Linked DNA regions of Homo sapiens: region 2 is linked to region 1. Evidence: read pairs that join two places in POLR2A ChIA-PET (ENCODE). Cell type or tissue: MCF 10A. All regions are shown on one strand. Links, peaks and the distances in the headings refer to the core of each region. The heading gives the core; the rest is flanking DNA. Region 1 overlaps PLEKHG3 (pleckstrin homology and RhoGEF domain containing G3). Region 2 has its middle 59 kb from the start of PLEKHG3.

Region 1 (5,376 bases), core at 89-5,088:
TCGACCTCAAGCGATCCTCCTGCCTCAGCCTCCTAAAGTGCTGGGATTAACAGGTGTGAGCCACCACACCCAGCCAGGCTTTCTTTTTGATGGGCCTAAGCAGCAGCTCAGACATACACCTTTAAGGATCCAGGGGCAGAAGAGGGGGAGAGAGGGAGGTTTCTTTTCTTTTTCTTTAAATTTAAGCCTAAACCACACCACACCCTTCCTCCACCCACACCTACCCTCTGGAGGAGCTTCCCTGAATATTGCAGGTGCAGAGGCAGGCAGGCTACAGCAGGCCCCTGGATTCCGAGCACAGCAGACTGGGGCCACATCCTTCCCCTCCCCACTACGCCTCAGCACCATGCCCCATTCTGACCCAACAGGAAAGAAAAAAGGCACACCCTCATAACCCACAACAGCCTCAGTGTTCTGTCCTCAGGTCTCCTGTCACTGAGGCAATGGGACCCTGCTCCTCCCCTATCCCACAGGATTACGGGGAGCCTTCTGGAACTCTGTGTCTCTGGTCTTGGGGAATGCCCAGGAGTCAGCCCACTCCCACTGGCTCTCCCTCCCAGGCCAGTGAGTTGAGGACAAGGCAGGAGAGGGGAAGAGGACACTTGGGGGTGAACCCTCTGGTGGGCACACCAGACTCCCCAGAAAACATTCTGGTTCAGAGGCTGATGTCGTCATTTCATCCACTGCCCTTCACCCCACACTCAAGAATGAGAAGCCACACCGCACCACAGCTGCTTTGGAGCCAGGCAGAAAACGAGCAAGGAGGGTCCCCATGGGGCAGCTGCTCCAAAGGCCCCAGCTGGGGAGGAATCCACACGGCACCTGCACACAGGGAAAGTCCTCGTGGCCAGGCGCAGTGGCTCACGCCTGTAATCCCAGCACTTTGGGAGGCCGAGGTGGGCGGATCACCTTTGGTCAGGAGTTTGAGAGGAGTTTGAGACCAGCCTGACCAATATGAGGAAACCCCATCTCTACTAAAAATACAAAAATTAGCCGGGTGTGGTGGCATGCACCTGTAATCCCAGCTACTCGCGAGGCTGAGGCAGGAGAATTGCTTGAACCCAGGAGGTTGCAGTGAGCTGAGATCGCACCACTGCACTCCAGCCTAGGCAATGAGAGCGAAACTCCATCTCAAAAACAAAAAAAGAAAGGAAGAAAGAAAGTCCTCACTCAGGAACGGCGATGGCGCAGCCCTCCTGTGTGGCCTTCATCCCTCAACTACATCATCTGCTAAACATTCCAAGGGCTCTCAAAGCCAGGGTGGCCCAGCGGCTTTTGTCCTTCCCCCAAACAATCCCCAAGACGGCACTTTCGGAATCCCTTCAAAAAGGGTGCCAGAAGGAAGCAATAGAGAAAAGCTATAACTTTTCCAGAAAAAACAGTGTGGGAGCAATGTGAACTTCCAGAGAGAGATCTCTCTCAACTAAGATCTCAACTAAGATGGTGAAATCCCTCGGCTGTGCTCTTACCCACAGCTCGGCACCACTCTGGGCCACCCGGCTCCCAAACTGTCCCCAGAGGCCCAGCTCTTGCCTGTGTGTTCCCACTGCTCCCTGCACCCTAGGGGCTCTCCTGGGGGAGGGGAGGACCCCCTCCTAGGGGACCCTTGCCCCCTTTCCCAGCAGTTTCCTCACTCTGACCCCTCCCATCCCTCCTGGAGATTCAGCAGCCCTGAGCACCGTAATAAAGCGCGAGAGAAGGCTCCCCGGGGAGTGACTTTGTGTGCATGTGAGCAACGTGACTGCCTGCAGAGGCTGTGCCAACAGTGTGACCAAGGTTTCTGGGCCACCCAAACCCAGCCCAGCTGGTTCAAATTCATTTTCCCTCAGGAATGCATTTTCCCACCACCTAAGAGCAGCAGGGCCCATGTAGTCTGGCTGGGTCCCTTGCAGCAGGACCACAGCTGCCAGGAAGGAAAAGGATTGTGTTGCCAGGGGAGCCCTCCCACATGGACTCCAGGAGAAAGCCTGGGCCTGCAACTGAAGTCCAGAAAGTTCCCTCGGCCTGACCTTGGAAGGAAAGGAAAGCCAGGCACCTAGCTCAGAGGGAGGGCTGTTCATCTACACCCCCCTGTCCCCACCTACCCAACATGTGCCCATGTTGTCTCCCAAACCTGGAATGTGTCCCCAGACCCTCTGCCTATACACATTTAGCAATCATCTCCTTCAGAGAAAGGCCTCCTCAACCATTTCCCAACATACACACTAGTGTAAGCTGAATAATGCCCCCACCCAAGGATATCTACAGCCTGACCCTCAACCTATGAATGTCACCTTATATGGCAAAAGGGACACATAGAAGGCAGATGTGATCAAATCAAGGATTTTAAGATGGAAGATTATCCTGGATTAGCCCGGTGGGCCTGATGTGATCATAAGGCTCCTCGTAAGAGGAATCCGGCAGGAGTCAGAGTCAGACAGAAGTTTGACAATAAAAGCAGAGGGACAGAGAGAAGGGAACTGGAAGATGCTACACTGCTGGCTTTGAAGATGGAGGAAGGGGCCACAAGCCAAGGATACAGGCAGCCTGGGAAGCTAGGAAGAGCAAGGAAACAAATTCTGCCCTGGATCCTGCAGAAGGAACCCAGCCATGCAAACCCAGTCTGACTTCTTACCTCCAGAACTTTAAGACAACAAATGTGTGTTGATTTAAGCCACTAAGATTGCAGAATTTGTTACAGTGGCAATAGGGAAGTAATATACTCCTCTGAACTCGAAACACCCTATCACTTAAAGCATTGGTCTTGGGGCTTGATATGTACATGCATCTCTTCTGGACAATACAGTAAAACCCAGTGGGCTGGGCCTTCTTTCCCATACCTTCCCTTCAGCCCCAGAGAGCAAGGCACATTAGGTGTTCAATAAATGCCTGCTGGAAGGACTCTGAGATGGCGCCGGGATGAGCTCACCACTCACACAGTCAAGAGAAAGGTAAACAGTGGGTGAGGTCAAGACCAAAGCCAGTTCCTCCTAGCCTAATGAGTCTCCACATTAGTCACTGCCAGCAAGTTTCCGATCAACCAAGAAGCGCCAGGATTGATGACTGCTCATTCACCCCGGTAGTCCCATCCTACTTGGCCCCAGACAGGGAGCTAGAGCACGGCATAGCTGCCCCGCTGGGCTACATACTAGGTGACCAGCCACAAGAGACTGGGAGGAAGGGGAAAGTAGCCAAGTTTAGAAAAGGGGCTGTGATGATCTGGTCTCCCTGCAAATGTCCCAGGAAAAGCAATCTGCCAGGAAGTTTCATGTAAACATATGCTAAAGCCAAATGGGGGCAAGTATTGTTTATTATAAATTGCTCTTGTTCACAGCCAGTGTAGAGGTAACTTGGCTGCCAGCACAACTTGTCACTATGCAATGTGCCCCAAAACCGGAAGAGCCAAAGAAAGCCCTAAAAGGTGTTACTAGAAATTACCCCCTGGAAATCACAGACAGATCCAAAGTTCCCAGAGGCCCCACCTCTCTCATCTTGAGGTCAAAAAGGTTCACAGGACCGCTGCTACTTACCAGCAAAGTTCAAGAACCCAGCCCTGCAAATTCGCCATCTTTCCGGCCTCATCCCCATTTCAGGGGCTGCTTGTTTTGAGGCCTCTAGGCTGGAGCGGGGTGGGTGGGTAGGAGGAAGCTGCATTTTACTACTGCCTCAGGTTCAAAGGCACTGGAGAATCTCGGTGGGAACCAAGTGGGTGTGGAGGGGCCCCCACTGGGTCCCTCTGCTTCCTCGGCAGAAAAGAGAATATGCACAGATGCAGTAGAGCCCACAGAGGTCAAATGCAGTAAACTCATCCACAGGCTGTGGAGTCAGGCAGACCCCATTTGACTTCCAGGCCCTCCACTTTTCCTGGCTGTATGTGGCCTTGGGCAAGTCACTTCACCTCACCAAGCATCAAGTTCCTCATGAGGAAAATAGGCACAGTAATACTGCCAACCTGACTGGGTTGTCTCCAAGGTTGAGATGACACAAGTAAGTAACCCGTACATCTGACACACAGTAAGCCCACCGAGAATGGTGGTGGTGGTGATGATGATAACGGATAAATCACTTATTTGTTCTGCAAGCATCAAGACAATGAGATTTTTCTGCCTTGTACCTACCATGTTTGACCCACATCTCAAATTAATAATAATGATACAAGTTAAACTTGGTGAACCAGCATGACCTAACCTTCCCCCACCACCCGTGTGTTTATCCATCTTCTATGATCTCAACATCCATATAGACCATGATCTTCTAAGGGCAGACACACAGCAGTTCAGCTGGAAAGGAAAAGTAGTCTGACACCCATACCCAACAGGAGGTCAAGCCAAGAAATGAAGTATTAAGTGAGTCCGAATCCCGCAGCTATAGCAGATCCCAGAGGCGCATTCCTCTGGGATCCACACGGAGAGACGGCATGTACTACTGGGAGCTGGAGAGAAACAGGGCCAGGGGGCACCGCAGGCCTGAGCAAGAGCAGAAGTTAAGGCAACTTGAGAGAGCAAAAGCACAAGTGATTAACAAAAACCATCCTTGACACTGGTCCGTGGGTTTTAAACCCATCTGCAGGGTAGACATCTGGGAGGGCCAGGGCATAAGACAAAACAGCAAGGTACTGGGAAAGGCTCTAGTGCGGACCCATTCCTAAGTCACGAGGAATATCAAAAAAAGGAAAAGCAGAAGAATGTGTATGAAAGAGCCCAGGGACTACAGCCAGCACTCCTCCAAACTACCCTGGCTCTGCCTAGCCACTGTATGATCAGGAGCAAGTCAGCGGGCTCTTTGTGCCTCAATCTCTCTCTGATTTGAAGATAACCCTAGTAATCTTCCAACCTAAGCTGTTTACCAAGCACCTACTGTGCACAAAGACATCATGGCAGCCCTGCAGTTAGGACAAGTCACACACAGACTCCACTCTTCAGAGCTTATATGCTATAAGGCAAAACAAGACAAGGCATCTGTAAGAAAAGGAGGGAGAGAATCCAGGCATGAGCAGTATGGGAGTTCAAGACTGCCTCCAGTTTGGGAATTCATTCAACACTCCTGAACATGAATGCCAGGGCCTGGGGATATGACATGAAAAAGACATTGTCCCTGTCTTTGAAGAACTTGAACTTCAGAAGGAAAAATGGCCATATAAACAGAGTATTCACAAAACAATGCCTTGAGTCCTAGTACAAAAGCATGAATAAATAAACTGTGCTAACAGAAGGAGTAGCTAGTGCTACTTAGGGGACCAGGAAGCTTTCTAGGAGAAGGTGACATCTTAGCTGAGTCATAAATGACGAGTAAGCTTTGCCAGGTGAAGAGATCTGAGTGCATTTGCTGCCAAGAGAGCAGCTGAGTCCCGAGAGGACCCAGACCACCCCCACGCCCCGGGCAACTGGCAACAAGAGG
Region 2 (5,376 bases), core at 152-5,151, 76 kb after region 1:
TCTGGACCAGTTTACATTACACGAGCCTTAGAAGTCACTATAATTGATACTCTCCTCCACATCCTGAAGGGGCAATGCTCAGTCTGATTCGATTGACTTCTCATTCTACATCTTTCCACCCATCTCCCTTGGAAAGGGCAATGGGGCCTTTCCCACTTCACCTCATGTGGCCCAGACACTTAAAAATGCACTGCAGTTGGCCGGGCACGGTGGCTCACACCTGTAATCCCAGCACTTTGGGAGGCCGAGGCGAGCAGATCACGAGGTCAGGAGATCGAGACCATCCTGGCTAACACAGTAAAACCCTGTCTCTACTAAAAATACAAAAAAAATTTGCCGGGCGTGTTGGCAGGAGCCTGTAGTCCCAGCTACTTGGGAGGCTGAGGCAGGAGAATGGTGTGAACCCAGGAGGCAGAGCTTGCAGTGAGTGGAGATAGCACCACTACACTCCAGCCTGGGCGACAGAGCAAGACTCCATCCCAAAAAAAAAAAAAAAAAAAGCACTGCGGTCGAGATAAATGATGCAGTGAGGATTCAACCAGCCATATCCAGCATGTGGGGATTGCAGAGGACAAACGACCTGGTTTCTTTAACACATAAATGTAATTGAAAGAAGGCAAGGGGGTAAGGGAGAAATGACAACGGATTAAGAAATACTTAAGAGATATATCAACCAAATGCAATGTGAGAACTTTATTTAGATCAGGATGTAAAAAAAATAACTGTAAAAAGATATTTTTAAAGATATTGGGGGGCGCTGGGCGTGGTGGCTCACGCCTGTAATCCCAGCACTTTGGGAGACCGAGACGAGAGGACCACTTCAGCCCAGGAGTTCAAGACTAACCTGGGCAACATAGCGAGACCCTGTTTCTATTTAAAAAAAAAAAAAACACAAGATATTAGGGTAATTTGCAACACAGATTATAAATGAGATGAGGTGATGGAATTACTAATTTTGTTAGGCATGGTCATTTCATTATTGGTATGGTAGTTATAAAGTTCTTACCTGCTAGAGATGGAAACTTGAAGCCAGATGAAATAATATGATGTCTAGTATTTGCTTTAGGACTCTAAGCCTAGTGCAGTGGCTCACACCTGTAATCATGGCACTTTGGGAGGCTGAGGTGGGAGGATCGCTTGAGCCCAGGAATTGAAGACCAGCCTCAGCAATATAGCAAGACTCTGACTCTACTACTACTACTACTACTAATAATAATAATAAAAATTAGCCAGGTGTGGTGGTGCACACCTATGGTCCCAGCAATGACTCTAGTGTAGGGGCCAGCAAATTTTTTCTGTAAAGGACCGGATAGCAAATATTTTAGCTTTTGAGGGCCATATGGTCTCTATCATGACTGCTCAGCCTTGCTGTTGTGTTGCAAAAGCAGCTATGGAAAATACATAAGTGAATGGCATGGCCGTGTTGCAATAAAACTTTGTTTACAAGAACAGGAGGCAGGCTGGATTTGGCCCATGGGATTGTCATTTACCAATCCCAGCTCTACCGCAAAAAAAAAGGAGGGGGCAGATAGGTGAAAAAGATGTACAAAATGTCGATATTTGTTGAAGCCGGATGACTTAATACATGGTAGTTCATTTCACTATCTTCTCTATTTTTGTATGTTTGAATATTTCCGTACCTAAAAAATATTCAAATGCATGGAAGAGATCTTTTTGCAGAAAAAGGCCTTTCACCTCCCTCCTTCTCTCTTTATCTCCCCCACTTCTTTTACCTTTGCCTGTCATTTTCTCAGGGCTGTTTCAGATGCCCACTGGCACACACACTTGCACTTCAATGTATTTTCAAAATCAGAGTGAATGTCCTAGGCAGCCCCACTGCTGAGGAATGCCACAGAATTCTGCAGCAAACCCTTAGGATGGGGTCGCAGATGGTTTCCCAAGAGACTCCCAGGCCATTTCCTCTCCGAGTTTTATACCCTTGTAAACACTTTTCCTAAAATGGAGTTTCCAGTCCTGGGGGCTGAAGCAAACCGCCCTCAGGGAAGCACTGTTGTTTTCTTCTTTCTCAGCAGGAAACAGGAATGTCCTGGGGAGTGTTAGAAATTTACCAGACGGCTCTGGTGAAGGGCTGGGAACTTCAGCTGGAATTTGGAATATGGTCAGCATCTGGGAGTTCAAAGGAAAAAATGTGAAGCTATTCATCAGACTCCATAAATTCTCTTAAAAGTAGATCATTATAAAATAAAGAGGAGACACTAGGTCATGTTGTCAGGTTAAAGGAATTACGCACATCTCCCATGAAACTGCCCTGAATGCGTAGGCGGAGCACATATGTCATTTCAAATTGTGGGTGGCAGCTCTACTAAGGAAAGAACAGCCTTTAACCCTTCTTTTCCAAGATCCTTCAGGGCATGACGGGGCCTCTGCAAAAGCTGGCCCTACCCTGTCTTCCCCGTGCAGGAACTGGGTGCTCTCTACCTGTCCTTAGCATGTGCCTCTGCCCCCGCCTGGCAGTGGTACAGGAAAGGGGACCCAATCCAGACCCCAAGAGAGGGTTCTTGGATCTCACACAAGAAAGAATTCAGGGCAAGTCCATAGAGTAAAGTGAAGCAAGTTTATTAGGAAAGTAAAGGAACAAAAGAATGGCTACTTCATGGACAGAGCAGCCCCGAGGGCTGCTGGTTGCCCATTTTTTGTGTTTATTTCTTGATTACATGCTAAACAAGGGGTGGATTATTCACGCCTCCCTTTTTAGACCATATAGGATAACTTCCTGTCATTGCCATGGCATTTGTAAACCATCATGGCGCTGGTGGGAGTGTAGCAGTGAGGATGACCAGAGGCCAGTCTCGTGGCCATCTTGGTTCTGGTGAGATTTAGCCGGCTTCTTTACTGCAACCTGTTTTATCAGCAAGGTCTTCATGACCTGTGTCTTGTGCCGACCTCCTATCTCATCCTGTGACTAGAATGCCTAACCTTCTGGGAATGCAGCCTAGTAGGTTTCAGCCTTATTTTACCCAGCCCCTATTCAAGATGGAGTTGTTCTCGTTCGCATGCCTCTGACAGTAGGATCTTGCTCTCTCTAGTCACTTATCTAAGCTCAGCGTTCCATCTGAGTTCTAGCTCTTGTTGAAGGTAAGAGACCTTTCCTGTCCATGCCAGCTCCTGGTAGGCTCTCTTCTCATGAGCTTCTCCAGCACATTCTGATGGTACCATCTGTTATCACATAATGTGTTTTGCCCTATTTACCACCTAGGAGAATGAATGCTGGCTGCTGTAACAGATGATCCAAATTCTCAGTCGATTAACACAATAAAAGTTATTTTCACTCGTCACAATACAAGGTGACTGTTCCTGGCCAGGTAAGCCTCCCACATAGTCATTCAGGGTCCCCCAAGCTCTCTCTACTTTGTGGCTCCATCCTTTTCTAGGTCCTTGGAGTCTTGGCCGTTTAGTTGGCAGATGAAAAAAGACAGCATGAGGAAGGTACACTCATTTCTTTCGTAAAACACTTTGGGAGATTCATCCATACTGTGACGTGAAGCAACAGTTCATTCTCTTTCATTGCTGTATAATATTCCATTGCATGAACATACCATGATTTATTCATTCATTCTACTACTAATGGGCATTAGGTTGTTTTCCGTTTTAAGCTATTATCAATAAAGCTATTATGAATGTGTCTTTTGGTGCACGTACGTGTACATTTCTGTTGGGCATGTACCTAGAAGTAGAATTCCTGGGTCATAGGGCATACATATGCAAAGATTTGGTATATGTTGGCAAATAGTTTTCCAAAGTGATTAGACAAATCCACATGCCCGTCAGCATTGCATGAGACTTCCAGTTGCTCCACCTCCTTGCTGACACTTGGTATTGTCTCTTTTTCATTTAGCTATGCTGGTATGGCTGCAGTGATGTCTCCTTGTGGTTTTAACTTGCATTTTCCTAATGACTAATGTTATTGAGGACTCTTTTAATAGGTTCATTAGCCATTTTGATATTCTGTTTTGGGAATTTCCTGTCCAAGGCTTTGGCCTACTTTTCTATTGGGAAGTCTGTTCTTTTCTTATTGGTTTGAAGAAGTTATTTATATATTCTGGATATGAATTCTTTGTCAAGTATATGTATTGCAGATATACTCTCATACTCTGGAGCTTTCCTTTTCACTCTCTACATGGTATTCTTGATAAACAGAAGTTTTGAACGTTAACAAAATTATGAAATGTCAATCTTTTCTTTTATGGTTAGTATTTTTTTGTGAACCATTCAAGAAATCTTTGTCTACCTCAAGGTCATGAAGATATTCTATGTTATCTTTTAGAAGCTTTATTATTTTGCCTTTCACATGTAGGTCTATGATTTATCTGTAATTTATTTTTGCGTTTGATATGATGTAGAGATCAAGGTTTGTTTTTTCCTGGTTGAATAACACCATTCTTCCTCCCACTTCATTGCAGTGGGAACTTTGTTGCAAATTAGGTGACTGTTTATGTGTGGGTCCATTTGGGGACTCTATTTTATTATATTGGTCTATTTGTTTATGCTCTCTCTGCTATCATGCACTTTTAGTTATGGTAGCTTAAAAATCAGTGCTTTATATCTTCTATCTTTGTTCTTCCTCAAGATTGTCTTTGCTGTGCTTAGCACTTTGCATTTCAAAATTTGCTTATCAGTTTTTACATGTACACATATAAGTCTGCTGGGATTTTGATTGGAATTGAATTGAATCTATAAATAAATTTGGGGAAGTTAACAGCTTTATAATATTCTTTCAATCCATGGACATAGTAGTATATGCCTCTTTTTTTGTAGTTTTTGGTATAGAAGTCTTACATATCTTTTGTTGTTTATTCCTAGCTAGTGTTTTTTGATGTTATTGACAAGGGAACTATTTTTGCAATTTCACTTTCCAAAGACATACAATTGACTTTTCTATACTGACCTGTCTGGTTATCTTGACACATTAATTTCTTAACCATTTTGACCACTCCCACTCACAGTTCATTAGCCAGAATGAACTGGCTACATCTAAATGCAAGGGAGGCTGGGACAGTGAGCCTACCTGAGTACCTAGGAAGAAACGGAAAGGAATTTCAGTGAACATAGAAGATGCTTCTACACTCTATGTTGAGATTTGAACATCCATGGGTTTACCCTGTGACCTCATTATGCTGCAAGGAGTTATAAAGCTTTATAAAGCTCTCCAGGAACTTAAACCAAGTGTTCAGCCAATTTATAACTTGAGGAGTCCTTTAGAATACTTTAATTTGAAAAAGATTGCATTAAAAGTTAAACTCTTATAAACTGTGGTACATCCATTTGATGGAATATGATTCAGCACTAAGAAGAAATGATCTATCAAGCCATGAAGACATGGAGGAAACTTAAGTGCATATTACTAATCAAAAGAAG

The links. Peaks named below come from ENCODE experiments on the same cell type or tissue, not always from the same donor. Only the 100,000 strongest peaks of a DNase experiment are listed, where the experiment ranks them.
Region 2: POLR2A ChIA-PET joins it to region 1 with 6 read pairs; 2 of 35 experiments call an interaction of 5 or more read pairs at or near these places.

What each region holds. Positions count from the first base shown.
Region 1 is chr14:64,717,989-64,723,364 of GRCh38, reverse strand. The region is part of intron 1 of PLEKHG3 (pleckstrin homology and RhoGEF domain containing G3); the gene reads right to left. Among named protein-coding and RNA genes, the nearest start is that of PLEKHG3, 16 kb to the right of the region's middle. RefSeq lists an enhancer at 4,414-5,331. In MCF 10A, for the core only: no CTCF peak of the experiment used is centred there; DNase peaks (open chromatin) are centred at 274 and 2,974.
Region 2 is chr14:64,642,353-64,647,728 of GRCh38, reverse strand. No RefSeq gene overlaps it. Among named protein-coding and RNA genes, the nearest start is that of PLEKHG3, 59 kb to the left of the region's middle. In MCF 10A, for the core only: no CTCF peak of the experiment used is centred there; DNase peaks (open chromatin) are centred at 1,438 and 2,278.